Regions from separate parts of the Mus musculus genome. Here region 2 is linked to region 1. A link is a loop called in an ENCODE intact Hi-C map of the cell type or tissue named here. Cell type or tissue: left cerebral cortex. All regions are shown on one strand. Each heading gives the region's core, and the rest is flanking DNA. Links, peaks and the distances in the headings are about the cores only. Region 1 holds the start of Fzd10 (frizzled class receptor 10). Region 2 holds the start of Gm33995 (a long non-coding RNA gene).

Region 1 (14,820 bases), core at 9,535-14,534:
AGATATCTCTCCTATACCCCCAAACCAAGCCAGATCACCTCCCCCAGCCCCAGGACGTTCCTAACTCTGCAGCACAGGTTTGCTGCATAAGCCTCAGAGGGGAAATTCCCTTTCCTGCCCCAGCCTGCACTTTTTGAGCTCCCTTTGAGGTCTGTCTGGTGGGATCCCTGGCAATGGTGCTTGTTGCCATTCTTGGTTTGCTCTAAAGGAAATCAAGATTCAAGGAAACAAATCCATTGCCTGGTCCATGAGCTCTGGATGCGTGGGTTCAGACCACGGAGCTAAAGTTATCAGTCAAGAAGTCCACAAACAAGAAAGGTTAATCCCCATTGGCCCTGATCGCCTACCCTAACTACATGTTAAGGCCCTACTGCCGGGCTGAAGAGATGGTTCAGTGGTTAAGAGCTCTGACTGTTCTCCCAGAGGTCCTGAGTTCAATTCTCAGCAACAACACTGTGGCTCTCAATCATCTGTAATGGGATCTGATGCCCTCTTCAGGTGTGTCTGAAGAACAGCTATAGTGTACTCACATACATAAAATAAATAAATACATCTTTTAAAAAAAAAAAAAGAAGGAGGAGGAAGAGGAAGAGGAGGAGGAGGAGGAGGAGGAGGAGGAGGAGGAGAAGAAGAAGAAGAAGAAGAAGAAGAAGAAGAAGAAGAAGAAGAAGAAGAAGAAGAAGAAGAAGAAGAAGAAGAAGAAGAAGAAGAAGAAGAGGAAGACCCTACTGCTACAGACACCACACACATTGGTTAGCAGGTACAGAGAAATCAACCTTGAAGTGACCAGGAAATGGTTGCCCAGCTAGCTAGTTTTCATAGCACCTTCAACTTTGATAGCTATTTTTCGCAGAAGGTACTATACAGGCTGTGTGGGAAAATCATCAAAGGTTTTACGTAGCCTTGGGTCTACTAGGCAAGATAAACCCATTGGTGCAATAATGACAAGACTGTTTATGAAGTAACCAACCTCTCTCTTGACTGGGTTGTGGCCTACTCCACAGGAGGTAATTCATGTTTGTCACTGTAAACATGGTCAAAAGACATGGCCAGGGAAGTCCTAGGCCCTAGGTGGAGACACTGATAATGATTTTCTAAACTTTCATGTCGTCAAACTACCTTTAGAAGGCAGTGGTTATTTTTATACCCATAGATTTGTGCTGCTCCCACAGAGAAGTTTCTTATTACGGTGGGTAGCAGTTAATGAAGAGACTCACTAGGGATTCCATATCACCCTCCCTCATGGCTCAGGGGACACCATGAAAGAATAGGTAGGAAGCATTGTAGGAGATGGAGGACTGGGAGAGAGCACTCGGAGCTCAGCAGTGGGGACCCTAGATGACAGACACTCTGTAATTACAAAACTAGGAAGTGGTCCTACTGTTTCTTTCTGGGGAAACTGTGCACATGCTGATGTTATAAGAGCCCAGCCTGTGGGCTGGCAGAGACGTGATTCTCCTAGAAGCAGGAGCAGACAGATATTCCTGAAAGATAGTCCAACCTAAACTCTGGAACATCACTGTCCTTCAGGCAAAGCATGTTGGGAACATTTTTTTCTTCTTCTCCCGTGCATTCCATTGGGCACTTAAAATCTGAGGTGCCCTCAGCCTCCTGGCTTCAATAACCACATCAAAAGCCTTTGCAGGGATATTTCTCCTCTGTGAAACCTGAAGCCATAGGTGACCTGCTATTATGTGGGTAATTAGGCCACTCCCTGGGCCCAGTGAATACACACACAGGCTGCCAGGGCTAGAAGGAAACAGGTGCCTCCCTAGGTAGGACACCAGTGACCCAGCTCCAACTCTCCACCCTAAGAAAACCTTACTTCAAACCTCAGATGACTCCTGAGGGAGCTGCAATGGGGTCCAACCATGCATTCAAACAGGGGCAATGGGTGACTTCCTGGACTCAGTCATTACTCTGCCACAGCAGCTGACCCCAACAAACACTCACCCCACAGTAACAGCTCTGTGGTTATTAAAGGGATAGTGTGCAGGAGTCCTTCTTTGGAACCATTCAAATGTCATAATCTGCCCTTGGTGACCAAACCTAGAGGACCCTATAATGCCTGTTGGTCACCAGTCCCTCAGCTCCACTCAGGTGTCTGTCCTTCTCCCAGAACACATCCCAGCTGGTCTACGACAGCCTCTGTGCTCTTACTTCCGGTCATCAAGGTCATTGTATCTCCTCTCCATTCCCAATGGACAGACACTGTTTGTGTATTTGATGGCAGGAGCAATCGCAGCAATCCTGCGGTTCCTCAAGAGGAAAGGAAGTTAGCCCAGGCTAAGCCTCATAGGCGGAAAATAGCAGCGAAGCAGAAGAAATGTAGCCAAATCCTTCACAATGTTTTCAGCTGCCATGTAACTCAGCCCGGAAGCTTTTCTGGCTGTGGCCATGCAGTTCCAGCTAATACCTACCTGCTGTTGTACACTGCCATTATAGACTACTAGGATTTGAGAATCTTCACCCCACCCCCACCCCATCTTCCTGAATGCAGTGTGTCTAAGAATTGCTTGGACCCAATGACACAGATAAGGTCCACCCAGAGATCTCTGAAAACATGAACACAGGAAGAGTTCCAGCCCTCGGCCTCCCAGGCTCACACCAGACTGCTTCAGCAAAGGGGCAGAGGAAAGAGAGGCAAAGAAGTATTCGAGGTGAGCAACCAGGGCCGTGAATGAGGCATTGGGAGTCCAGAGACTGGACTCAGCCTGCCTCTCTCTGAACGGTCTACACAGCAGGAAGTGTCACCTTTGCAGCACAAAAAGTCCATATGGGAAGCATAGCTGAAACCTGGAAAAGAACTCGATATCCATGGATTTTAAAAACATGAGCCAGTGACCCAGTTCCTTCCATAATCGATCCTTAGCTAGTGCCTCTGAATGACGCTGATCAGAGAGCACCAGTCTCCCACTAATGTTAAGATCATCAGGCCGGGTGGTGGTGCATGCCTTTAATCCCAGCACTTGGGAGGCAGAAGCAGGAGGATTTCTATAAGTTCGAGGGCAGCCTGGTCTACAGAGTTAGTTCGAGGACAGCCAGAATTGCTCAGTGAGATCCTGTCTTGAAAAAACAAAAACCCAACCCAAACCAAGCAAAATAAAAACAAACAAACAAAAAAACAAACAAAAAAACGAAATACCCAACAGCATTGGATTGTTTCCTGTGAGTTAATATGGTAGAGTGTAGTGAACCCTTTCCTTCCCAGGTTGGTCTTGGTCCATGTTTTATCATAGCGACTAGGATGATGGACAGGATATTATAATCAGATAAAGTTATTATGGTCGACGGAGAGCCACCTGCTGACACCCCTGTCGCAGCAGGGTTTCATTTCTTATTGCTGTGATTGAAAACCAGACAAGAAGTGAATTAGAGAGGTAGGATTTCTCTTGGCTCAGGTTCTGAGCACACCGGCTATCGCGTTGGTGGGATCAACACAGTGCTCACATACTGACATTTATTTAGGAACAGTAGAGCGCCAACCGAAGCACACCCCACCCCCACCCGACCTCCCCATTCCCCATCCCACTCCACCCCACCCACCTCTCCATACTCTAACCCTCCCCACCTCATCCCACCCACCTCCTAACCCCTGCCATCACCCCAGGGAGCCAAACAGAACCCTCCCTCCTCAACCCCCACCCCATGTATCCCTTAAGGCCATGCCCATGAGACTCAGTTCCTCTAATGACGTTTCACCTCCTGAAGACTCTATACCCTCTCAGAACAGTGTCCCCAGGAGGAGGTTGGCGGACACCAGCTGGATCAGCACCCATCCCTCTCTGTCTCCTGTCTGAGTACCCTGTGAGCAACAGCCTCAACTTCCAGACGCTGTGCCTTTCCCTCCACAGTGGACGGTGTCCCCGAGCTGTGAGGCAGAACAAACCCTTTCTCCTTGAGTCGGGTGTTCTGTCCCAGCATCAGGAAGAGCAAGTGGTACAACTAGAACATCAGCATGACCACGGTCCTGTTTCCAGCACCAAAAATACAAATATGGCTGCCATGCTCCCCGTGGGTGGGTGGGTGGGGCGAGAAGCCATATCTCAGGTCTCTGGGTCCTTGGGTGAGGTTGAACCCCCCATAGGAGGATAAAGTCCCCGAGTAACTTCCCTCTTTCGCCATGAAACCCAGATCCACTCATGGGGCCTTCTTAGTACTTATTGCTTGAGGCCCCATGCCTATGACAGTGGCCTCTACCTAAGGTTGATGAGCAGGCCGGTGCCCATTAGCCTAGCCCCAGGTGCTTACTTGACTGGCTGACTGGGGATGACAGCTAGCCAACTGATACCTAGTGCTGCTGGCTGTCACACCTGAGGTTCTTCTCCCCGGACAAGTAGGCATCTTGGCCCCCATCTCCAGTGTTAGGTGACAGCTGACTGCCCAGACTTGCTAGGCAAGTCCTGGCTCACTTGTCTCAGTCCCAGCAAACTCAGCTGCCTCTCTGGGCTGGAGAGGAATCTGGCATGACTCCCTCACTCTGAAGACAGCAGCTGCAGACTTCACAGAGCTTTCCTTCCCCATCCTCTGCCCTTTGGCTCTGGTGCCCATTGGGCTTCTGTGCTGGGCCCTGAACAACTACAATGGAGAGGCAGCTTCAAAGGTCTGCCCAATGTGTTGGCCATCTGTATGGCAGGGCTACCTTTAACTCCAGAATTTCAGCTTTCCGATCTGATCTGGGGGACAGGGTAACAAAAGCATTGGGGGCAGAGAGGTAGAGGCATCTGGGAGATGGGTCCATGGGTAAAACAGCTTGCTATGCAAGCACGAGGACCTGGGTTTAAATCCCCAGGACTTAAGCTGAGCATGGTAGAGTATCTACCATCCAGCTGTCCCACAGTGAGATAGGAGGCAGAAGTAGAATTCCCAGAAGCTCGAGGGGCAGTGAGCTTAGCATTCACAGAGGCAAAACAAGAGACCACCCCATTCTACCCCAAGCCGTCTCATATTAAGTGGAAGACAAAGACCTCTGATCTCCATATACGCAAGGCTGACTTCCTGGCTATCTGAATAGCCCAACCTACAACAGTTGATGTTTTGACCTCAGGTCCAGAGCTCACCCAGCCTTATTCTCAGCTGAGCTCTTCCTCTGTCACCCCTACTCCGACCCAGGCATGATTTAGCAGCCATTGATTTGGAAAGACTGGAGCCAGGTAGAAGTATACATCACTCCAGAGCCTGGAGAGCTCTGCCTTTCACTCAGAAAGTCATCACAGGCCCACCAAACCTGCCAATGAGGCCTAAGAGTCTCTCTCCTGTGCTGTTTGGATTTTTGTCAATTAGATACAAGCTAGGGTCATCTAGGAAGAGTGACACTTCCTTGAAAAGATGCCCCCATCACATTGGACCATCGTCTAGGGAGCGTTTTCTTCATGATTGATGTGGGAGGGCCCAGCCCTTTGTAGGCAGTGTTATCCCTAGCCAGATCTGGGCGAGGTGGCACATACCTTTGGTCTCAGCACTCGGGGAGGTAGAGGCAGGCAGATCTCCATGAGTTCGAGGCCAGCCTGATCTGCAAAGGCTTCCTGGACAGCCAGGGCTACATAGAGAAACCCTGTCTGGGTGGGAGATGCAGGGAGCAAATTGAGCAGGGCGTGGGGTTCAAGCTAGCAAGCATTATTTCTTCACGGTCTCTGTTTCAATCCCTGCCTTCAGGTTCCTGCCTTCCCTTCATGACAGGCTGTAAGATGAAAGAAACCTGTTTTCTTCCCCAGGTTGCTTTTGGTCGCCGTGCTTATCCCAGCCACGGATGACAAAGTAAGCCAGAATCCGCAAACGGCCTCTGCTCTGCGGCCTGTTGGGATTCACTCTTTCCTTGATTCGTTTCCAGTCTGATTTCTTTGACCACCCAGACACTGCTGGGCTCTAGACCAGTCGTTCTCAACCTGTGGGTCGTGACACCTCCAGGGGGTCCTGTATCAGCTATCCTGCCCATCAGATGTTTCCATTATCATTCAAAACAGTAGCCAAGTCACAACTGTTTTAAAGGGCCACAGCATTCGGAAGGTCGAGAACCGCTGCTCTAGACGAAGCCCTGACCAGCAGGCTGACTCTTTTTCCCAAGTCCGTGTGGTTCTCTCTCACATGATGCTCTCTTTGGCTCCGATGCTGTTCCTAACTGCCCTGCCTAGGATGCAGCTACCTCCATCCATCTCCTTTAGCCCCTTGGATCTTTCCACTTTCCCCATTCTCCCAGCATGGAAGATCCACTCGGCTGTTCTCCATGCTGACATGCCTAGGCCCACCCTCTACCTCCTTCTGGAGGCCGTAGTGTGAGACTACAGAGCTTTCTTTCCTCAAGCATCTTCCCGGGATCCTTCCTGCCCGCCCGCACCCCCCCCCATCCCTGAGAAGAACAGAGAATGACCCATCAGCAAGCCAATGGGTTACCCCGAGAATGTGACAAAGGGTGAGGCTGTGGGTCCCAAGGGTCTGCAGATAGAGGGACGAGCCAGCAGCCTTGGGTGCAAGACCAGGCCTTGGAGGGTATCTCTACCTTACCTTATACCACAGAGAGAAGTCTGGCTCCCATGTTGCCCTGTGGATGAAGGTGGGCAGGCCGAGCACAAGCTTTCAGGAACCATTGAATTCATTGTGAGGCTGAGCTGGATCTGCGTCCATAAGGCCAGGAGGGGTAACAGTGTCAGACCCCAGCCCCAGAGGGCGCTCTGCGGTTGATTCAGTAGCCAGGAGCATCCAGAGAGCTCTTCTGGGGCCCTTGCTTTGTCTCCCACTCTGCAATCCAGGGGAGATCTGCAGCCCCTTTTCCTTGGCAACACTCAAGACAGAAAGAGGAAGCTACATGCCCAGCCACCCACGGGGAAGGAGATTGGTTCCACTCCTGCATGAGGTTGTCGACGAAGTCATTCTGCCTTCTAGCAGGACAATGGAGAATTGAAGAAAGAGGGCCGAAGAAATGGCTCAGTCGTTAAGAACACTTGCTGCTCTTGCAGAGGACACAGGTTCAGTATCCCAGGACCCAGATGGTGGCCCACAACCGCCTATAACTCCAGTTCCAGGAGATCTGACCACCTTCTTCTGGCCTCCTAGGCCACCAAGTAGGCATGTGTACAGGTACAGTTACAGGCAAACACTCACACACTCAACTAGCCAGGGAGTCTGCTGGCTAGTAAATCCCAAGTGGCCAAGTGGCCTGCTTCTAAATCCTTCCTTGTAGCTGTCTGATATTCACTCCATCCCAAGTCTTAAAAAATAAATAAATAAAATTGACGTTATTACCTTCATTTTAATGCAGAGGGAACAGAAATCAGATCAGAGAGGTTAAGTAACCAGCCTAAGATGCCACAGCTGAGGTCATAAATAAACATCTCTCCCCTTCAATCTCTGACTTTGAACAGCCCTCTTAAGAGACTGTAGAACACAGATGCTTCTCCGTCCAGGAGGAACGATGACAGCTCCACAGGGTCTGTTCCTGGAAACCCCAGCTGGCTGCTGACATTTCCTGGGTGCATGCTGTTCCGAGGCAGATGTCACCCAGGACCCCTGAACCAGATGGGGCTTCTCAGATCACAGCTATAACGTGACTCTCGGGACTCAGTTTCCCATCTGTGAAATGAAGAGGCTCCTTCCTCATCTTGCTTCAGCAGTTCCTGTACAATCAAGTATCTTAGTTTGTCCCAGGAGCTCAGTAAGTAGCCGGATGTACCAAAGGCTCGCTGTCCAAGTGACTCACGTTGGCTTTTAAATGATGGATTTCTGGGATTCTGTCTTACTATTAGTTTGCTGTGACAGACTAACCAACAAGAAGCAACTATGTAAGGGCTTATTTCGGCTCACGGTTGAAGGGCACAGCCCTTCATGGTGGGGAGCCACAGTAACCCGTTTGTGAGGTAGCTGCTCACGTTGCATCTTGCTTCAGGGCAGGGAGCAGAGAGAGAGATGAATGCTGGTGTTTGGCTCACTTTCTCCTTTTTTCTTCAGTCCTATGGATGGTGCTGCTCACAGCTAGGGTGAGTCTTCCAACTTCAATTAACCTAATGTGAAAACTCCCGCACAACAGCAGCGGCCTGAGGAGCGTCTCCTACATGGTCCTGGGGCCTAGAGAGTTAACAATAACCATCAACCAGGATGATGCCCGGGTTATATTTACTGTGCTTCACAAACTGTCATCTTGGAAACAGCCTTGTGCCTGGCCTTACTAGATTGGATCTTATTTTTCAGGTAAGAAAACCAAAGCCCAGAATCCGGAATAGCTCAGCCCTAGTCAGGTGGCTCTAGACCAGCGGTTCTCAACCTTGCTAATGCTGCAACCCTGTAAATACATGCTGTGGTGACCTTCGCCCCATAAAATTATTTTGTTGCTACTTCATAACTGTAATTTTGTTACTGTTATGAATTGTAACATCAATATCTTCTATGTGGGATAGCTGATACTCAACCTCTAGGAAAGGACCCTTGGGCCTTAAGGGGGGGGGGGGTCTCAATCCACAAGTTGAGAACCAATGCTCTAGAAAGTGGTAGAGGGATTTTCAGACCCAGTGATGGTAGGTAGAGCTTAAGGTTGCCCCAGCTTTGTGTCCAAGTTCCCCCCCCCCCTCCCCCGTTTACTGTGTCAGGGAGGATGACGGACCAGTTTCCAGACTAGGAAAACCCAGGTACTGAAGAAATGAATAAAGCTGAAAGAAGCAGCGGTAGCTGGGGTGGTGGACAAAGAAAGGCACTGGCCTAGCAGCTGAGGGGCAGAGGCCTCAGTCGCATGAGCCCATGGAATAACTGTAGAAGTGGCTGTTAATTTCAGCAAACTGTCTTCCGGTGTCCTCTGGGACACTAATGCAAAACAGAATCACGTTTGCCTGCTTCATTTTGTGAGGTAATTCTGTAAATTTTATTTACTTGTTTGTTTATTTATTTATTTATTCGTTTATTTTATTTTTTTAAATTAAACTCTATATACTAGGGTTTAAATGCTGCTCACATGGGGGGTTCCTGAAAGCCCTGGAGGGGGCACACGTGGGTCTGCCCGTGTTTTAAACAGAGGTATCTCCAGCAATCCGAAGTCACTTAGCCTGGTGCACTTTACACCTTTTTAAAGATTATTCCCCACTGCCCTCCCCATCCCCACCCCGACACATTTGTGTGGAGGTAGCAGAGACGGAAAAAGCTGTGCTGTGTCTTTAAACAGGGAGGAGCGATCAGCAGAAGCCTGGGCTGTAAAAAGGCTAATGCGCTGTGGAAGAGTAGGAGTTTAATCTAATTTAGTTGGAGGGTGTCTGTCTGCGGTGTTGTTTTTTGGAGTGTGGGAACAGAGGAGGGGAGCTGCCCCCTTGAATGGTCCCTTCTGCGCCAGAAGCAGTGGGGAGCCGCGCGACGCCAGCGATCCAAGGCCCGGCCTTGAAAGAGGATTAAAGCGATGCTTGATTTGCAATTCACACGAAAGCGCCCCGCGAACCTCTGGTAATATTTCAATCCACATTTCAAGGGAAGTGGCCTTAAAATAGCGGCCTAAATTGTTCTGCCGCGGCCCGGACACTCCTTCATGCATTTTATAACGCAGAGGGCCAAGGGCCTTTTCTCTCTGCGCCTCACCACCCCCAACCACCCCGTATCTTACATGTGCTGAAGTGTAATTAAAACTTGTTCTTAAGTTTGGGGCAACCTACACTGCTTTGTGGTATGAGGTGTGTGTGTTTTATGCTTGGAGCATATGTTTGTGTGTGTTAACTAAACATCACTTTGGATGACTTTAATATATCTCCTCCGAAAGGGGGGGGGGGATTGTGAGGCAGTCGTGGAACCAAGCCTAGTGGGTTGGAAAACTGAATTCTCAATGTGTGCCTTTTAAAGAGACCATTACCAGTAAGCAGACCACTTTCCTTACTGTAAGGAACAGTTTGGAAAATGCAAACAGAGATCTTAAGAGCTTTCCAACTGGATCCGCAAATAGGAAAGTTCTAGAAATGGCCTTGAAGCTACCAAGACAAACGTTAAGGAGCCAGCTCCCTGGTTCATCTTCAGGCTGGGAGACAGGATGTTCATGTCTTTCTATAATCTCTGCCCATACCCCACATGTTTACTCTTGCAATTAGCTTGTAACAGGCTAAGCTTCTGGCTTAATTTTTCTTTATTGTAGGAGACGAAGTACTTTTTTTTTTATCTTAAAGAGATTATTTGGGTTCTCTCTAATCCTATTTCAGAAACCCCTCTCAAGACTTTATGGTTCCTTCACCCATACTGAGGAAGGATGCAGCTTTGATTACCACTGAGACCCATGGCAGAGAATCTTTTCTTTTTTTTTTTAACTTCTGACTTTACCAATTAAACAGGGCCTTCCTTTCAACTCCCCACCACCTCCAAAATTATTTAACTCAAGACACCATCTGACTCTTAAAGAGTATTCCTTCCAGAATACCTTGCACTCTCCTTGGTAGACATTTGCAAGAACTCTACGCTAATATCTACAGACAGTATTTTGAAATCTCACGTAGATAGATATATTAGGAGATTTGGGGTCCAAAGTACCCTTTGCTCTAGGATGCTATTTAAAATCATGTTTAATTATCAAGTTTCATTAGAAACCCTTGCTCAAATTTTGAGAAACCTAATAAGATTTCCATTAATTTAAACATAGCTCTATTCCCAGGCCAGTCCCCCCCACCCCACCCCAAAGCTTTCTCTTCCCTCTTTTATCCCTGGTTAAATATGTAAATAAAATGTCTAAAGTCGTTCTTCAAAGAAGACAAAAGAAAAAAAAGAGCCGAGGGGAGAGAGACAGCCATAAAATTCCTCCCAGCTCTCCATAACGCTTGCCAGAGGGGGGCCGGTTTCCGAGCCAGGGCTGAGCAGCAGGGGACCCGGCTGCTCTGGAGTCACTCGTCTCAAATCCCACACACAGGAGAGAGAAAAATAAAATATCTTTTCAGCTGGAGCCATCAAAGGGGTCCTTTCATTTATTAGCGTTGCCTTCCACTCTCGCTATCTCGGGGCCCTTATTTTTAGATACTAATGTCTATTTGTTGCTTTCCTTTCTTTTTCTATACTAGGTTGGGCAGATGGAAGAAATTCTGTTAGCTTTTTCTTCTCTTAATATATTTTAAGGGAGTCCCGGGGGTTGGGGGAGAGAAGAAAGGAACGTGAAGTGATCATAGCTAAAATAAAAGGTCGGAACACTGTAGAAGTAACCAGAGCATAAAAGACCAATTACGTGGGGCAGTCTCAAATAGCTCACACCCTGCTCCGGAGCTGAGCTCACCCAGGCTACTTCCACGCCCCCCACGCCCCAAGGGGCGGGGGGGGGAGTGTGGAATTAGAAGAGAGAGAGAGAGAAAACGGAAGGCAAAAGTGTCAGGAAGGACCCCTTGCAAACTAGTCTGTCTTAAAGCTAAGCGATAGCCCAAGAATCTTACCTGACTTAAAAGGTTTTGGAAACAGCGTACTAAACTATAAATATCTAAGTAAACCATCCTTATCCAAGCCGCAAGCGTTCACCACACCGCAGGTTTTTCTTGGGTCACTAACACGGTGGTGGGTGGTGATTCTGACTGTGTTAACCTCAGTCTTCCGGACCGCTGTTTCCACGGATCCAACTTCCTCCCGTGAAAGGCAGAGGGGACCAGGGGATCTAAAGGTGAGGCATGAGCCTGTGCACACCCCTCCGCCCCCCACCCCCAGGACTCAGCAGGTCCTGGGAGTGTCCCAGCCTCAGGTCTGTCCGCTATGTCTGACAAATGAAAGGGGGGTAAAGAGGAAGAACTCCCTGCAGATGGGACGCTGAAGCCTTGTTTTAATTAGAAGTCGATCCTCTGCAGGAAGCGCAAGGCAGGGCGGGGAGGAGGGGTCCTGGGTAGCCTCGTTCCTGGCTTGGCTGGAGCCACTGAAGGCTTCCAGGCATCTGTGCACCCAACTCGGCCCTGGGGTGCGCAAGACTGACTGGCCGAAAGATGAGCAGGGGACTTAGCTGCACCTATGCAGTTGGGGGAGTCCGCACTGGAGGTCCTGGTAGTTTCCCAGACACTTAAAACGCAGACCTGAATGGGGGTGGGGTGGGGTCTAAGGAGAGAGTGGGCCACCGCCCTGAGGGCTGTTTATCCAAAGCCAAGAGTCCGCGACAGGTGCCGCACCCCAGATCTCTCGGACATCTAAGGACTGCGGTGGGCTCCCATGGTGCACTCACTCCCTGTGCGGGGGAAGGAGGTTGAAGCTCTGTGTCCTTATCACAGATTAGCCCAAAACCAACCAAGGGGCAGGAGCCAGCATAGCAAGGCACGGAGAGGCCCCACCACTCTGCGTGGGAACCAGCCGTGCGCGTGTAGGCCGGGGCTCAGCCTCCGCCTCCCAGGAGGACGCAGGCCGAGCACATCTTTCGCCAAATAATATAAATACACAACTTCCTATAATAAATAAACTCAGCCGCTTGGAGAAACCACCAGCCGGCTTGGCGCGATGGTCCCCAACACGGTGGCCTTGGCGGGGCAAGGGTCACCACGATTCAAGCCAAGCCCCTCTTCTCGGGGTGCGGGGTGTCAGCGGCCCGGAAAGTCTCCTCCCCGCCCCCTCCCTTCTTTCTTTGAGTAGACCTTGCAGAAGAGGCCCTAAACTCCGGCTTCCCAAGTCCCCTCCCCCTCCCCTGCACTCGGCCCTTTTGAAATTTCAAAGGCAGCCCCTCCCCGGAGTCCGAGCTCCGCGCCCCGGGCAGCAAACCCCCGGCTTCGGGAAGATGCGGGCAGCTTTACAAGCCGAGGGGCCACTTTTTTATGAGCACGGTCATAAAACGCAAATCCCGTGTCTCTTTGAAAGTGCCCTCCGCCAGGGCCCGGTCGTAAAAGTAGAAGATGCGTCCCCAGCCCCCAACCCCGGGTGAGGACCACCCTTACCCGAGTCCCCAAACTTCCCGTAACCTCGGCGTCCTTGGGGTACCGGGGACAATCTCAAGGCCTCCCACCCCCCCTCTGGGGCGGGGAGGGCAAGCAGAGAGGCCGGCAGGAGGTGAGGCTGGAGGCTGGGGTCCAGCCCCAAGCTGGGGCTGAGGGCGGAGGCTGCCCGGGGCGCAAGGCTTTCTGATGCAAAGCAGCAGCGGGGCGGGGCGGCGGGCGGAGGCGGGGCCTGTCACCAATCGGCTTTGCTTTTTTTTTTTTTTTTTTTCCCTCTTTGCTACTCTTTGCCTCTTTGCAAGTCTTCTCATCCCGGGACGCCGTGCTGGAAGCAGCTGCGGGCGCCGGGAGGGAGGAGCTCCAGGGCCCAGGGCCACGGTGTGCCCGCGCTGCCCCACCGCGGTCCGCGATCGCCCGCGCCCGGAAGAAGAGGCCAAAGTTTGCGCGCTGAGCGGCGCTCGCTCCGCCGTATTGTTTGCAAACTTCGCTCCCCTCCCCCGCCGCCCCCCGACTCCGCTGAGGCCGCGCGCCCACCGCGGTGGCCCCGGGCGCCGCGAGCGCTCCGGCCAGACTGGATGGGCATGCGCGGGGGCCCGAGCCGGGGCGCGGAGCCGCGGGCAGCAGCAACAGCCCGTGCCCGGGAGCGGCGGCCCTGAGCGGCGCTGGGACATTGAGGGCGCCACCATGCAACACCCGGGCCCGCGCCTGTGGCTGGTGCTGCAGGTGATGATAGGCTCGTGCACGGCCATCAGCTCCATGGACTTAGAGCGCCCTGGAGACGGCAAGTGCCAGCCGGTGGAGATTCCCATGTGCAAGGACATCGGCTACAACACCACCCGCATGCCCAACCTGATGGGTCACGAGAACCAGCGCGAGGCGGCCATCCAACTGCACGAGTTCGCGCCGCTCGTGGAGTACGGCTGCCACAGCCACCTTCGCTTCTTCCTGTGTTCGCTGTACGCGCCCATGTGCACCGAGCAGGTCTCCACACCCATCCCTGCTTGCCGGGTCATGTGCGAGCAGGCCCGGCTCAAGTGCTCGCCGATCATGGAGCAGTTCAAATTCAGGTGGCCGGACTCCCTGGATTGCAGCAAGCTCCCCAACAAGAACGACCCCAACTACCTGTGCATGGAGGCACCCAACAACGGCTCGGATGAGCCCAGCCGGGGCTCTGGCATGTTTCCTCCGCTCTTCAGGCCCCAGAGGCCCCACAGCGCGCAGGAGCACCCACTAAAGGACGGGGGTCCGGGGCGCGCAGGTTGTGACAACCCAGGCAAGTTCCACCATGTGGAGAAGAGCGAATCTTGCGCACCGCTTTGCACTCCGGGGGTGGATGTGTATTGGAGCCGCGACGACAAGCGCTTCGCTGTGGTCTGGCTGGCCATCTGGTCCGTGCTGTGCTTCTTCTCCAGCGCCTTCACCGTGCTCACCTTCCTCATCGACCCATCGCGCTTCAGGTACCCCGAACGTCCTATCATCTTCCTCTCCATGTGCTACTGCGTTTATTCGGTGGGCTATATCATCCGCCTCTTCGCGGGCGCGGAGAGCATCGCTTGTGACCGGGACAGTGGGCAGCTGTATGTTATCCAGGAAGGACTGGAGAGCACGGGCTGTACCTTAGTCTTCTTGGTACTTTACTACTTCGGCATGGCCAGCTCTTTATGGTGGGTGGTCCTCACCCTCACTTGGTTCCTGGCTGCTGGAAAGAAGTGGGGCCATGAGGCCATTGAAGCCAACAGCAGCTACTTTCACCTGGCAGCTTGGGCCATCCCGGCTGTGAAGACTATCTTGATCTTGGTGATGCGCAGGGTGGCAGGGGATGAGCTCACTGGTGTGTGTTATGTGGGCAGCATGGATGTCAATGCTCTGACCGGCTTCGTGCTGGTCCCGCTGGCTTGCTACCTAGTCATCGGCACTTCCTTCATCCTGTCCGGCTTTGTGGCTTTATTCCACATCCGGAGGGTGATGAAAACGGGTGGGGAGAACACGGACA
Region 2 (14,820 bases), core at 3,725-8,724, 110 kb after region 1:
GTGTGGGACTTCCTGCCCCCCTCCACGCTGAGATTTTTATCTAGCTTGAGCTTGCGAGGTCTTGCGGATGACATCATAACCGATATGAGTTCGTACAAGCAACTGCCTTTTATCCAGAAAAACAGCTTCCTTGTAGTTACCCACTGCCTCTGGCTCTTATAATCGTCCATAGAGATCCTGGAGTCTTGAGGGGCGTGGTGTGATACGAACATTCCATTTAGGGTAAAGAGTTCTGTCTTCTCTTCCCTGCCCGTTAACAGAGGCTCTCTGTGTTAATTACCATATACTACAAGAGGCTTCTCGGAAGAAGGCTGCATGAGGTACCGATCTCTGGGTGTAGTAATGAGTCAGTCATTAGGAGCCATTTTAATACTCTGTGCATTGAGCAGAGTAATAGTAGTCTTTTTGCCATCTTCCGAGTCTCAAGAAAAACACGGGAAAATGAGAGGCTGTATAGATCCTCACTTAAACGCAGATGCGGCTAGTTCAGAATCCGCAAGGAAAATCCACATGCAGTGTAATCTGTCCTTTTGGCTTTCTCTTTCACTAGTAGGAGTTTTAGAGCAGTGTTTCACCTAAAGAGAAAGTAAACAGAAAGTATAGAGGGCTTTAATATCCCCTGTGTCCTGTCTGCGCACACTCAGCCTCTCAGCATCCACAGGTAGTAGGATTACGGTATCAGTATTTCCCACCCAAAAGCCGTTGCTGATATCAGACCCTCTGCTGGTGCCATAGGATTGGACATGTTCAATGCCATGTGCGCCCACCACCGTTACATTATTATACATGGAGGTTTCAACACCTTGAAATCCCTCTTGGTTTGCTTATCCATCCCCCTCCCACTCCCACCCAACTCCTGGCAACCCAGGATCATCCTCTGTTCCCATATTTTTGCTTCTCTGGAAGACGGTGAGATTTTTCAGCATGGCTTCTTTCACTGGGTAATGGCCATGTACATCTCTCATATCCCTGTGTGACTCCGTGTCTCTCTCTGCTGCATAATAGTACCATCTGGTTGTTCCAGACCATCCTCATCCATTCATTCACTGTGGGACAAGTCAGTTGCCATCAAGTTTGGGTCATGGTGAACAGAGTTGCTACAGACTATCTATGTTGAGGGTTTTTTTGTTTTGTTTTGTTTTGTTTTGTTTTGCTTTGTTTTTTGATTTATTTATTTTATGAGTACACTGTAGCTGTCTTCAGACACACCAGAAGAGGGCATCAGATTCCATTATAGATGATTGTGAGCCACCATGTGGTTGCTGGGAATTGAACTCAGGACCTCTGGAAGAACAGTCAGTGGTTTTTTTGTTTGTTTGTTTGTTTTTCTAGACAGAGTTTCTCTGTATAGCCCTGGATGTCCTGGAACTCACTTTGTAGACCAGGCTAGCCTCGAACTCAGAAATCCACCTGCCTCTGCCTCCCAAGTGCTGGGATTAAAGGCGTGCACCACCACCGCCCAGCCGTCAGTGCTCTTTTTATGTTGAGTTTTTATGCAAGTGTTTAAATCCTCCAGGTAAACACCGAGAAAGATGCCCTAGTCAGGTTTTGGCAATTTGACACAAACTAGAGCCACCTGAGGAAGAGGGTACCTCAATTGAGGAATTGCCTTCATCAAGTTTGCCTGCAGGCAAGTCTGTGAGGCCGGGGGTTTTTTTTTTGTTGTTGTTTTTGTTTTTTCTTGATTGCTTACTGATGGAGGGCTCAGCCCACTAGGGGTGGTGCCACCCCTAGACAGGTGTGATCCTGGGTTCCATTGGAAAGCAGACTGAGCTAGGCTTGGGAAGCAAGCCAGTACCTCCAGGGTCCAGCTTAATTTCCTGCCCTGACTTCCCTCGGTGATGGACTGTGACATGCAAGTGTAAGTCAAGAAATCCTTGGCCCCTCTCAAGTTGCTTTTGGTCCGTGGTGATTCATGGCCATGGAAAGCAGATTGGAGCGTGCTTATTCAAGCCTGTGGTGACGGTATGTTGAGTTTTGTAAGAGACTCTTCCACAGTGGGTGAGTTCACCTGCTTTCTATGTGGTTGATGTTCTCAGTTTGGGGTGTTTTAAGACTTGCACGGAAGTGTTATTCCACGGTTGTTTGAATTTGCAATTCTCAGGGCTGGAGAGACAGCTCTGTGTTTAAGAATATTTGCTGCTCTTTCAGAGGACCATAGTTCAAGTCCTAGCCAACCTTTTTGGGTAGCTCACAAATCTTGTAACTGCAGCACCAGGAGATTTGTTGCCCTTTTCCAGCCTTACCCAGACACCTGTGTATATGTGTGCATACATACACAGACACACACATACATATAAAAAAAGATAATAAAAATAATTTTATTTACAATCTCCTAATGACTTGATGTTGAATGGCTATTCCTGGTTGGCTTTGCCATTTCTAAGTGAACCTAAATCATTGCTTCTTTTTTTTTTTTTTTTTTTTTTTTTTTTTTTGAGACAGGGTTTCTCTGCACAGTCCTGGCTGTCCTGGAACTCACTCTGTAGACCAGGCTGGTCTTGAATTCAGAAATACACCTGCCTCTGCCTCCCAAGTGCTGGGATTACAGGTGTGCGCCACCACTGCCCGGCCAAATCATTGCCTTTTAGACTAGTCAAAGGCTCACATACGGACCTCCTCATTCCCTCATGCCGGTCACGGGCTATTCCACTCCTCTGTGACTGGGAGAGGCCACTCGGGTCCTCCACTCCCTGTGAAAATGAAGCCCTGAGCTTCTGTTTGGACAACAGACTTCACTCCAGATGAACGGGACTTGGGGCCAAAGCTTAGTGGAGACCATTCTAACTCTTTGAGCAGAAAGAATATGTATGTATCACTAAAAGATTCTCTTGTGTCAACATTCAAAGAAATAAGGACAATATATAACTCCTATCCCCCTAAATCTTCTGCAAAGAAGAAAGGGGCTAAGTCAAAGACAAATACAATTTTGGCTTTCTTTGTGGTCAAGCATCAGGGATTTGTACAACAGGGGCAGATTCTGAAAAGGCAAATTGTTCGACAGATTCAAAAGAGATTAAATCATGTAGTTATGGAAAGATCTGACAGATGCTCAGAGTGGTCCTGTGCCCTGGTACCAGGAGATAAAGACACTTGGTGGCCATTTGTGATGCTGCTAACCCATTTGTCCTATGTGTGTGCCCGCCCAAAGACCTGTCACACCCTGGTAAGCCCGGGAGACAAACGCAGAAGCCCTGCGCCACTCCCCCGCTATGTTAAAAATGTGCGCCTATTTTCCCAAGCGTGCTTCGATTAAAGAGAGCACATCTGTTTTAAGTCCCCCTTTTATGAAAATTACTGTGCTTCCTCGGCAATGCTTATCTTTTAATTTTGAAATTCTTTGTAGCAATAACTCAAGATAATAACCAACCATATTTCTGGCCCCTTTAAAAAAATAAACGGGGGGATGGGAGGGGGGGAAAGAGGCAATGTGTCATTTTTGAGCTTTGAACTCCAGGTTCTGATCCTCCCCCTTTGGGCTCAGGGCCTCTTCATTTGCGTTTAGAATGGAGAAGCCCCCTGGATTATGCTGCCAGCCTCCAGGCCGCTGCAGACAGGCCCAGCTTGAGACTTGGGACTATTCATCATGCCCCCGGCAGGGGGGAACCCTCCTCTCTTCCCCAGCTCCTCAGAGCGGCTCAGCTTCCTTTTCCAGACTCTCTGCCCCACCCCCAACCCTTCCTACAAGCCTCTCACTGGAGCAACTCTGCTGCGCACCTCAAGCACACAGCACACACACACACACACACACACACACACACACACACACACACTCCGAATCCCCCCCCCACCCTCACCCCGCGACTCCCAACCCCCCTCCCCCCCCCCCACCACACCGGATCCAGCCTGACACCCAAAGCTCCTACCCATCTAGCATTTACCTTGTTTACCAGCTTGTCCTTTGCTTTTAACAATTTTTATTTGCTCTTATTTAATGCATGAGGTTGTTCAGCCTGCTTGTGTGGAAGTACACCGCGTGCATGCAGTGCCCGCAGAGTCCAGAAGGGGGCGTCAGATCCCTAGAGACTGGCTTTACAGCTGACTGCGCATCTCCGTTATGGGTGCTGGAAATAGGACCCAGGTTCTTTGTAAGAGCAGCACGCTTTATTGTTGAGTCCTCTCTTCAGCTCCGTGTCTCTATGCTTTTAAAGCGCTGTTTTGAGAAACGTTTAAACTGTGTGTGTGTGTGTGTGTGTGTAGTGTGTGTGTTGTATGTGTGTTGGTAATGTGCCTGTCATAGGTGTGTGCATGTCATAGCATGGACATCAGAAGACAACTTTGTGGAGTTGGTTCTCTCCTTCCATCTTTACAGTGGTTACAGGGATCGAACTCAGGTCCTCAAGTTGGGGGCGAGGGGGCGCGGCGGCAAAAGCCTTTTCCACTGAGCCATCTTTCCGGCTCTAGAGTATTTTTAGAGCCCACGTGTTTCTCAGGTTGTATTTCCCCTCCTGACATCTTTGCTCCGATGTGTTACCTCCAGCCCCCCAAGTATGGAAGAGCAGAGAGAGATGCTTGCACACGGGTGGTGGTGTATAGCTGTGGTCCCGAAGTATCGGAGATGCCAAGAGACCTAGGCTAGCCTGGACTACAGTGGGAGCCGCTCTTTCCCTCCCTCACTTCAAAGAGAGATGGGTCTATGAGAAGGGGGCACCCTGGGAATAAATGTTTTCCAGGGATACCAGGAACACTCAAGCAGGGGGGTGTTCTGCTGACTCACCTCTCAGTAGCAAGAGACAAGTCCCGGCCCAGGCCTACCTCTCCCATTCTGAAAATGAAAACAGACATTTTTCTACAGTATCTACAATGTTTGCCCCACCCCATCTCTCTCTTTCCTTGTCTCCCTCTTTGTCTCATCTCTCTATGTCTATGTCTGTCTGTCTGTCTGTCTGTCTCTCCTCCCCCCTCTTTTTGTCTCCCCTTCCTTGCTCCCTCTCCCTCTCTCTTCCCTCTCCTTTCCTGCCCTCCCTCTGCCCACCCCCACCTCTTCAGGCACCAGGCTTGCACATGGTACACGTAACATACATGCAGGCAAAACACACATGAACGTAAAAAAATATTTTTAAAAAATCAAAGACCTCAAATGTTTTTGTACATGCAAATGATGAAGGCCTATCTCCTGTCAATCATCCTTGACATGGGAGCGGGGTGGGGGGGAGAGAGAGAGAAGGATTCTGGATTCTCGGGACTGTTGGATGAGGCAGAGAAACAAAGAGCATGCCAACTTTCTGAAGAATTGGGCTGCTTCAGTGTGGGCTCTCTCATGTTTTCCCAGCAACCACTCTGGCAAACGAAATTCAGCATCAGTTACAATAGTCCTTCCCGAAGTCCCTAGGCTGCACCTGCAGAAGTCCTCCAATGCTCTGACCCCTCCCCCCAACGTACAATGGCGGCAAATGTCCAGAGTCTCCAGCCTTCCTGAGTCACAACTTCAGACAGGGCAGAAAGTTGGAAAATGAAGGGGAGGTGGGAAGGGAAAGGGGCCCTCACCTGGAGTCTGGTTGAAGCCACCAGTGGATCGAGATTCCAGCCCAATGAACAGACTCTGTTGCTGCACAGTTTGTCAACATAGAGAAATAGTCCTCTCCTAGGGAGATGTTTCAAATAAGAACATTAAAGCGAGGGGCTGGAGAAGCTTCAGGGATGGCAGGGCGGCTCAGCGCTGGCTGCTCTTCCAGAAGACTTGAGTTCAATCTCCAGCACAAATGGCTCCAAACCATCTGCAACTCCAGTTCCAAGTTGGGATCTAACGCCTTATTCTGACTTATATGGACAACACAATGCACACACTGCTGCATAAACAGACATATATGCAGGCAAAGCACTCATACGCAAAACAAAAATAAAGGTTAAGAAATTAAAAACAAGGGGCTGGAGAGATGGCTCAGGGGTTAAGAGTACTGGCTGCTGCTCTTCCAGAGGACCTGGGTTTAGTTCCTAGCACCAGAGCCACCATAACTCCAGTTCCAGGGCCTCTGGTGCCCTCTTCTGGCCACTGAGTGTACTGAACACACAACACCTACTCCTATGTATACACATAAATGAAAATAATTTTTAAAGGATATTAAGATGTCAATGGATGATGAGGCCCCAGTATGGCTTTCCTCTCTTCCCAGATATAAACCTGGATTTCTCCAGGAATTTCACAAGAACCCCCATTTACAATGGAAGATATTATTGAAAACATTTTTTCTGTGTATGAGTGTTTTCATCTGCTTGCATGTATGTGTAGCATGTGTATGCCTGGTGCATGAGGCCAGGAGAAGGCATCGGATATCCTGGAACGTGAGTTACAATATCTGTGAGCTGGCCTGAGGATGCTGGGACCCAAATTCAGATCCTTAGCGAAAGCAGTCAGTGCTGGGTCACTGAGCGATTGCTCCCGCCCCATGAAAGATAATGGCTTAACCTCATCATGTGACCCTTGAGGCTCTGTGACCTTCTCAGCTTGCAATTCTTTCTGATACATTTCCAGAAAGAAAAAAAAAAAAAAAAAAAGTGGGGTGGGGAGATAAAGGGGAGGGGCTTAGAAACTTTTCAAACAGTGAAATTCCCAAAGCTGCTAGAATTCTCTTTGCAGATACACGTAGGAGTGTGATGAGCCCACAGCCGTGCTGGGGTGTATCTTTTGGAAGGGTTCTCTGGTACAAGGGTATCTTAGCAATTGGGAGCCAAGGAATACCACACACCCAACCTCACATAGGAGACTGACTGGGCAGAAACACAGAATGGTGGCTGCCTCTGAGCTGGAACAGAGACCGCAGCGGGGCGGATGGATGGAACGCATGCGCTTTAGAGGGGTTTTGGAGTATGCGCAGTGGGAAGTATGGCCTGGCCTTTGACGCTGAATCACAGGGGTGTGGATTTCCGTGTCGTGGGTTTGGGGACAGGCCAGGAAGCAGGGTGATTGTCCACTGGCCTGTTACCTTACATTTTACTCTACATCTTATCCCTCAATGCCCATTTTTAAATCATTCATGATTTTACGCCTATGTTAAAATCTTTTCTTATGAGCCGGGTGTGTTGACTCACGCCTTTAATCCCTGCACTCAGGAGACAGAGGCAGGCAGATTTCTGAGTTTGAGGCCAGCCTGGTCTACAAAGTGAGTTCCAGGACAGCCAGGGCTAGCTACACAGAGAAACCCTGTCTCGAAAAAAAAAATTTTTTTTTAACTTAATTTATGTAATCTTACTTAATTTAATCTTACTTAAATTTCAGCTCCACTTCATGCTGGCCGGTCCTGAAATTCTTCTCTGCAGTGAAGTCTCCAGCTTCGCCTGAGTAGAGGTCTCTGGAGAGACCTCCTCAGGCTATTGCAAGCTGCATGAAGCAGGGGTTAGAGCCCTGTCTCTAGAGCACACTACTGACGCTGATATTCCCGGCTTATGTCACATCTAACACCTGACACAAAGGTAAGCGCCCCATAGATGACACTTGTGCCCAGTTGCTCAGAGGATGACGAAAACAAAACAAAACAAAACCGAAGCGTGTGCACGTTCCAGGGAGACAAGACCGTGATCACATATGTGTAGAGGCCAGATGACAATGTTGGGTGTCATTTCTCAGGAAACATTCACCTTGGATTTTGAGACAGCATCTCACTGACCTAGGGCTCAACAAATAAGCTTAAACTAGCCAGCCAGTGAGCCATGTGGCTTCTTCTGTCTCTGTCTGTCCTGCTTTGGATTGCGAGTGTGCACCACCATGCCTGTCTTCATACATTGGTTCTGGGGGGTTGGGGGCATCAAACTCATGTCCTCATGTTTGAGTGGCAAGCACTGAACGAAAGGGAGCCCAGCTCCCACCTCCCAGCTCCAGGAAGTGGGGGTTTGCTGAGGGAAAGAGAAAGGCTTACCTATATTTCAACTTGGTCATCTTGATTCCTTCATTGCTTGCTCTTGGCCTTTTCCTTGGTTTCTAGAAGGTGGAGCTGCTGGCTCCTGGTCCACTCTTGGCTCCATATCATCTGTGAGTTTCAGTGTACACGTGCATAGCCCTGTGCCTCCCTTATGGTCCCTGCCCAACTGGGCCAAGCTCAGGCTCACCAGGGACAGTGTTGTGACGTGTGTGTGTGTGTGTGTGTGTGTGTGTGTGTGTGTGTGTGTGTGTGTGTATAGCCTCTCCGATCCTTCTGTGCCCACACAGGCTCATCAGGGACAGTGCTCTGGCTTTCAAGCCTGGAACTTCCTGCTGTAGGACATGGCTCTTTGTCACATCAGCTTTTTGCAAGGGGCCACCCCTAGTGCGCTTGTTGACAGCTGCTATCCCCTCAGAGAAGGTCACCGGACCCTCACCTAAGATTCCTGCTTCTCTCTCCTGCTCCTCTCAGCCATTTCTATGACATCCCTTAAACCCATTCAGGCTTTGTGTCTCTGGAGCCGTTGGGACAGACGGGCTAGGGAATGGTAATTGAGGGGTGTTAAGTCTGCTCCATCTGTGCAGTTATAGGGAAACCATTATCCACACTGGGTCCAGACCTTACACTGTGGCTGCTCTAGGGTCCCCACATTCTGGTCGGTAGAGTCCTACCTCAAGCTCTGTGAGCAAGCCCAGTAAACCCAATGGTTCCCAGGGTGAATCTGGGTGGAATGATACTCAGGTATTGTTAGAACTTTATAGGGGAGAGAAGTAATGTCATATGTGTCTCTCCAGGGACAGAATTCTCCAGGCACCTCCTTATCCTGTGTGCTCTGGCCATGCTGGCTTCCTATAGCTCTGAAGCATGGAGCTAGCCACTCTCTATGGAGGTTGGGGAAGGCGGGGGTGGGGTGGTGGTGGGGGGGGTCCATCTTTCACACCAGATCCCTGTCTTTGATTCTCTTATACATACTCAGTCAAACCACCCCCTTTCTACCCTTTCTTCTCACACTGTACTGTTTTCTGTTCTATTTGCTTCAGTTTGTTGAAACTGCTTGTTGTCATTCAATGAATTAATTTGCCTGGCTCCCTGTGAGTTCCATGAGGCCACTGAGTTCACCAGAGCCCGTCCACTCACTCTCTGAGAGGCCTGCCCTTATCAGCACACTTTGGGTTCGGCCATCTGTTGGGACATTCCCAGTCCCAGAGTTCCTCTTTGCTCTTTGTGTGATTTTCCTTTTTGCTGCCTGTGACTCAGTCAAACTTGTCTTTACCCAGCAGGTAGCTGGTTGTCTAGGAGGCTGTGTGTGTGCACATGCGAGCAAGTGTGTGTGCACGCACGCACACTTGAGCTACTGCTACTGGAGAACACCACTCCTTCACAGGTTCTGGCCCTGGAAGGACCTCTCAGGCATACTAAGGAAGACCGGGGATGCCTGTGGCCGGTCATTTCCAGGGCACTGCTACAGAGACGCAGCAGAAGGGGTGGGGGGAACTCAGCAGAGGCAGGTGACTGTGGAGATGCTGGGATGTCACTGTAGGCAGATGTGACATGCCCATGGCACCTCACCAGAGGTGGCGGCTACCAGGACTTTGGGGTCAGGAAACCATCTACAGAATAGAGACAAAGAGGCCTGGGGAAGCAGATGGGCTCCTGGTCCCCAGTGCTACACACTCTCCACACACATCAACCTTCCCGGTTCTTTTTCCAAACCTGCCCACCAAGTCGTCAACACCCTCAGCCTCCTCCTGAAACCCAATACTCACAGTGTTTCACGACCCCCATAGCCCCGCTCCAGTGCTTCCCTACTACTGAATACATTGAACACTTTGATCATATATTTTGGATGTTGCTCTTTTTCCTTCCTAGGCTACTGGTTCATCTTTCTCAAAGCCACAGAGTTGCCTGAATCCCTTTTAGGCTCCCCTCAGCCACAACCTTCTCAGCAGGAACACTTGCACATCCTCTGACCACAATTCCTAAACATAGCAATCTCTCCTTACCCGTCCCCTCTGCCCCCTTTTGGCTTATGCTATCGTCCCAACTCCCTGGCTGTCCTCTGAACTTTGCACAGCAGTTCTTGTTCACAAAGGATCCCCATGAGGCCTGTGAATCATGGAGCTATCCCCACAGTGGCCAGGATACAGGCAGCACTGGCTCAAACCACCTAGAGAACAGAACTTAGTACCTCTGCGCCACACCGATCAGAGGCCACGCCCACTTCCTGAAGGCCACGCCCCTTCTCAGCACGTCCATCGTCCTGTACAAAGTGAATGGCAGATAGAACCCCTGCTATCTGCACCTGGTGCCTGCTCCTGGGACTCTTAAGTATCAAAGTCAGACTCCCGAAGCAGATTGAGGCTTGAGAAGAGATGACATATTCTTATCCCAAAACCACCCACAGATTTTTTCTAATTTTAATTATCATGATGAACTGAACATGTGTTTCAGCTTGGGAAGGAGAAAATAAAGTATCATCATGGTGACTGCTCTCTGCTCAAAAATGAGGAGTGCCCTCACGAGGCGTGCAGAGGTTTCATTTCTAATCTAGCTATTTTGATAAGTACCTGTCTACAGAGATGAATAATGCTTTTATATGGAATCCCAGAATCAAATCTTTCTTTAATATTTTATTTTATATGAGTGCTTTCTCTCCCTTTCTGTGTGTGTGTGTTTGTGTGTATGTTTGTGTGTGTGTGTGTGTGTGTGTGTGTGCGCGCGTGCCCCCGACCACACGCCTGACTGCACGCGCATGCGCGTGTCTGTCTGTCTGACCTCATTCACATGCAGTACACTAACGGTGCCATGACTGAAGTTGTGGAGGTTGTGAGCCACTATATGGGTTCTAGAATCGACCCCAGGTACTCTACAAGCGCAGTACTTGTTCATAATTGTTGAGCCATCTCTTCATCCCTGAGATCAAATCTTCATCATATATAATGTAGTTTTAATTCATTTGTTTTTATTTATCATGTGTATACGCATGACCCTCTGTGTGTATGCACACATGCGTCCAGGTACTTCAGGAGGCCAACAGAGGGCGTCACATCCCCTGAAGCTGGAGTTTCAAGCAGGTGGGAACCACCAAAAGTGGGCTGAACCTGGGTCCTCTGCAACAAGTGCTCTGACCACTGAGCTATTTCCCCTGCCTTTACAATGTGATATTGTGAGTCACATTGACAGAATGACTCGTTCTGAGCCAGGGTTATTATTTTTTTTCCCAACTGCAGAATTTCAGTGGCATACATTTTAAAATAGCCTTTGATGTTCACAAACAAATATATTTTATCTCATTGCCCGAGAGGAGATAAAAAGACATTTGGATGTGAGGACTTCAGTCGGAGGCTGGAGAATGAAAGTAGGAGCATCAAGTCAAAGGGGATGGTTGGGCCAGGGAAAATGGCACACAGCAAGAAGCACTTGCTGCTGGGACATGGGCTCTGCTCCTAGCGCATAGCTCCAATTCCAGCTTTAGGTAATTCAGTGCCCTCTTCTGGCCCATTTGGGTACTGCACTCATGTATGCACACATCTCCCTCCCCCCATAATTAAAAATAAATCTTAAACAAAAAAAGGGGGAAATTCTTGGTGCTACGGAGGTAGCTCAGTTAGTAAAACGTTTGCTGCACAATGATGGGGACCCGAGTTTGAACCCTGAGCACCCACATAAAAAACTGGGTACAGCAGCATGCATCTGTAACCCCAGTACAGCAGGGATAGAGACAGGTGGGTGGAAGGATCCCTCAAACCAGCCAGACTAGGCAATCGGTGAGCTTCAGGCTCAGGGAGAGACCCTGTCTCAAACAGTAAGGTAGAGAGTGATTGAGGAAGATACCCAGTGTTGACCTCTGACCTCCACGCATGTACTTGTACATACGCCAGAACACACACACACACACACACACACACACACACACACACACACACCTCCATACAGTTATCTATCTTCTCCCCCCTGCCCTGCTGAGGACTCTGCATGGGAAAGCAAACACAAATGACCCAGCTCAGAAGAGCATAAATCATGCAGCCACAAATGGTGACGACATGATTCTTGTGGGAAATGCCAACACTTTGAAGTGATTTGAACGATTTTATTTTTTAAACAAGACTCTTGATAGGCAGAATCCAAGAAAATAAGCTACTTCCTCAAGAGGCTGGAGTTTTTCAAATATAATCCTTCATCCTCCACATTGAGAGTTGTGAAGTCTCTAATCTGATGATTTTGAGTGCACTCCTGTGTAGCTGTGGGGCCATCGTCAGGGTAGGACCTAAGGACATTTTTTTTTAGCCCGACATAAGGCATGTGTTGGTGACTAATTGCCACACATTTTACCTTCTCCAGACATCTGTGTGCCAGAACTTGTTTGCCTCTAAAATGGGTTCAGCTACCTGTGGTCTCTGTGCCTGGCTTTTGCCCTCAGCTAGAGGTTTTCAAAGCTCATCTATTCTGTGGCCTGTAGATTCCATTCCTTTTCCTGAGTGAACAGCGGCCCATCCGGCTATACCACGTCTTGTTTAGATGTGTGGATGAGCTGTTTGTACTTCATAGGCGTGAAAACGTTCAAGTACAAGCCTGTAGGTAGCCAGACCACTTCCAGCTCCCTCATATATGTACCTGCAGGTCTAATCGATGGGTCTCAGGGCAACTCCACGCTTTAAGTTCTGGATGAGCTAATAAACTGTCTTCTTAGCATACCCAGCCCCATTTCACGGTCAAACTGATCATGGATAAAGGTCCCAGTTTCCCTTTGCTTCTTGCAAGGAGGCTGTGTATGCTGCTGTCTGTGAGCCTCCTTCCCGCTCGCCCCACCTTCTGGGAGGTTGATAGGACAGTTGCTCTAGATCCAAAGGATAATGTAATGAATGACCCGAAGCAGAAGGCTTTGTGTGCGCTGGAGATTTGAACTCAGGTCTTTGCGATTGCCCAGCAAGCGTGCTTATACACTTTAATTTTGGTTTCGATGTGTCGTTCTTAAATAACTAGTTAGGTTTCTTGGCCTTTCAGAGACAGCTGTTCAAACCTTTGCCTTTTTTCAAAAGCCATGTGCATGTGTTCGTTGCTATGAATAAGTGGCAGAAAGACGTAGGCCAGGTCAGAGTCGAGTATCCCATGGGTGGCTTCAAAATGCAACCTTGGATTCTGAGAGCTCACTGAAAATTCGGTTTTTGAATAGCATATTTTGAGGCACTGATTTTTTTTTTCTTCAAATTTTGATGGGATTCACTTTGTCTGGTTTTTAAGAAGCCAGGATCCAGTCCAAGGTCGTGATGCTCGCATCTTTAATCTTAGGTTGGTGTCTTGGCTCCATTTTGGTGCTTGTCATCCTGTTTTAACAGGCTGTGGTGCAAGGTTGGGCTGTGCCTCCAGTCTGTGGATTGTGGCGTTGCTACACGCTGTTTATTGAAAAGATTAGTTCCGGCACTATTATGGCGCCCGTGAGCATAACACAATGCAGGTTTTCATCTGGATGGCACCCTCAAGCCTCCTTATCCATGAGCTTCTTTCCCTGTAACTGGCTGGAGACAGCCTGTAGCCCGTGCAGGAGCTGTTCGTTGTTCACAAGGAAGCTGTGCATGTTATTGTCTGTGAGCACTTAACCAACCAACCCTTCCTACCACTACCATGTAAAGTGTCCCACTTCACAACCTGGCAGGTTGATGGAACAGCTGCCTGCCATCCTAAGACTAATGGGACAAATGGCCCCAAAGCAGGAAGCTTTGGAGAGCAGAAACTGACCCTTCTCCAACAATGTGAGGTAGGGAGGTTGGGGCAGGGGGGGGGGCGTGTTCTAAGACTATGGTACCAGCAAAAGCTCTGGAAAACTTTTGGGTTCCCTCTGCTTTTGGCAGTGTATTGGGGAGGGGATGTCTTGGGAGTCCAAGGTGCCCCTCTCCCATAAGCTTCAACCTTCCTCTCCATCTGCATGTGACCTCTCCGTGGTGTGTCTGTCTGTAACTTCTCCTTTCAAGCCACTGGTCATCAGCTTCAGGGACCATCTGAGGGCAGTTGTGACTAATTATACCCAGGAAGGTAATTTCTGAATAAGACCACACTAAGATTGTCTGTGGGTACGAATGGAGGGGGGAAGGTTCTCGAAATCAGGCCCCAACCAGCTGTGGATCCAGCTGTGATCATCCATTCCAGAGAGCAGCCAGAGTTGGGGAAAGAGCCCGTGGGGGTGGGGGTGGGGTGGTATTTCTCCTCACCCCCTTTCAGATGTGGAGCCTGCAAGGTCTGGCTGTGACCTGGTAAGCCAGCACCAGGCCCTTCTCTTCTTCCCTAGACCTGGGGACAGTGACAAACCCATTGTCATTTGTCCCTGGATGCTCGGCTCCCGCTTGCTATCTCTCTGACCTCTGTGGGGAAAACTCTTATTAAAAGACAACCACCCAGCCACCTGAAGGGAATCTGTTCTCCCACTGGGCCTCTGATAGAGTCAGCGATTGTGGCTGCTTTGCTCCGTACAAGGGATAAAGGTGATCTCAACTGGGGTGAGTGGCTTTTGCATTTTATCTACACAGCAGCAAAAAGGAGATCTGTGGGGGCTGTGCGGCACACTCTAGTAACACTGCTAAATTAAAATTTCCTTTAAGACCACGAGTGCTGAAGGATAACTATCCCGGCTAAGTCAGCAAGCCTGACGCCCTTGCTTCCTGCAGCGCCCACATTCTCCGGGGTCTCTCCCGCCCAGGCCGCTATCTCCCTACTGTGCCTGGTGGTTTGATTATCAAGCGCTGCTGGTGTCCCGTTTGATAATATTCCTCTGAGGGACTGATCCGCAAACCCTCGCATGCGCTGTTGCGTCCCGCCACGCTCATTGAGGTCTGGAAAGACAGGCACCCTGTGATCCTGGCTGCGAGGTCTGGCTGCCAGAGATAGGAGCATGCCTGTACTGGGAGCGTGGGGGTGGGGGCTGTCATTTCTAAGGCAAGATGGGCTCACATCTGTGCCCCCATATGGGGCA

What was found. Hi-C counts contacts between places; a loop is a spot of excess contacts. Peaks named below come from ENCODE experiments on the same cell type or tissue, not always from the same donor. Only the 100,000 strongest peaks of a DNase experiment are listed, where the experiment ranks them.
Region 2: it touches region 1 in a loop (2.1-fold over the local background); 1 of 42 quality-filtered maps calls a loop at or near these places.

Annotation. Positions count from the first base shown.
Region 1 is chr5:128,587,707-128,602,526 of GRCm38, forward strand. Fzd10 (frizzled class receptor 10) reads left to right here and starts at 13,400. Exons shown (of 1, transcript NM_175284.3): 1 at 13,400-14,820. The coding sequence starts at 13,512. It overlaps Fzd10os (frizzled class receptor 10, opposite strand), which reads right to left and starts at 12,981. Exons shown (of 6, transcript NR_015517.2): 1 at 12,831-12,981; 2 at 6,502-8,058. In left cerebral cortex, for the core only: no CTCF peak of the experiment used is centred there; DNase peaks (open chromatin) are centred at 10,830, 11,031, 11,588, 11,790 and 4 more places; H3K4me3 peaks cover 3,401 bases; H3K27ac peaks cover 913 bases.
Region 2 is chr5:128,700,707-128,715,526 of GRCm38, forward strand. It overlaps Gm33995 (a long non-coding RNA gene), which reads right to left and starts at 8,693. Exons shown (of 3, transcript XR_377093.1): 1 at 7,854-8,693; 2 at 5,488-5,584; 3 at 4,714-4,765. In left cerebral cortex, for the core only: CTCF peaks have their summits at 3,994 (motif pointing right) and 5,995 (motif pointing left); a DNase peak (open chromatin) is centred at 6,681.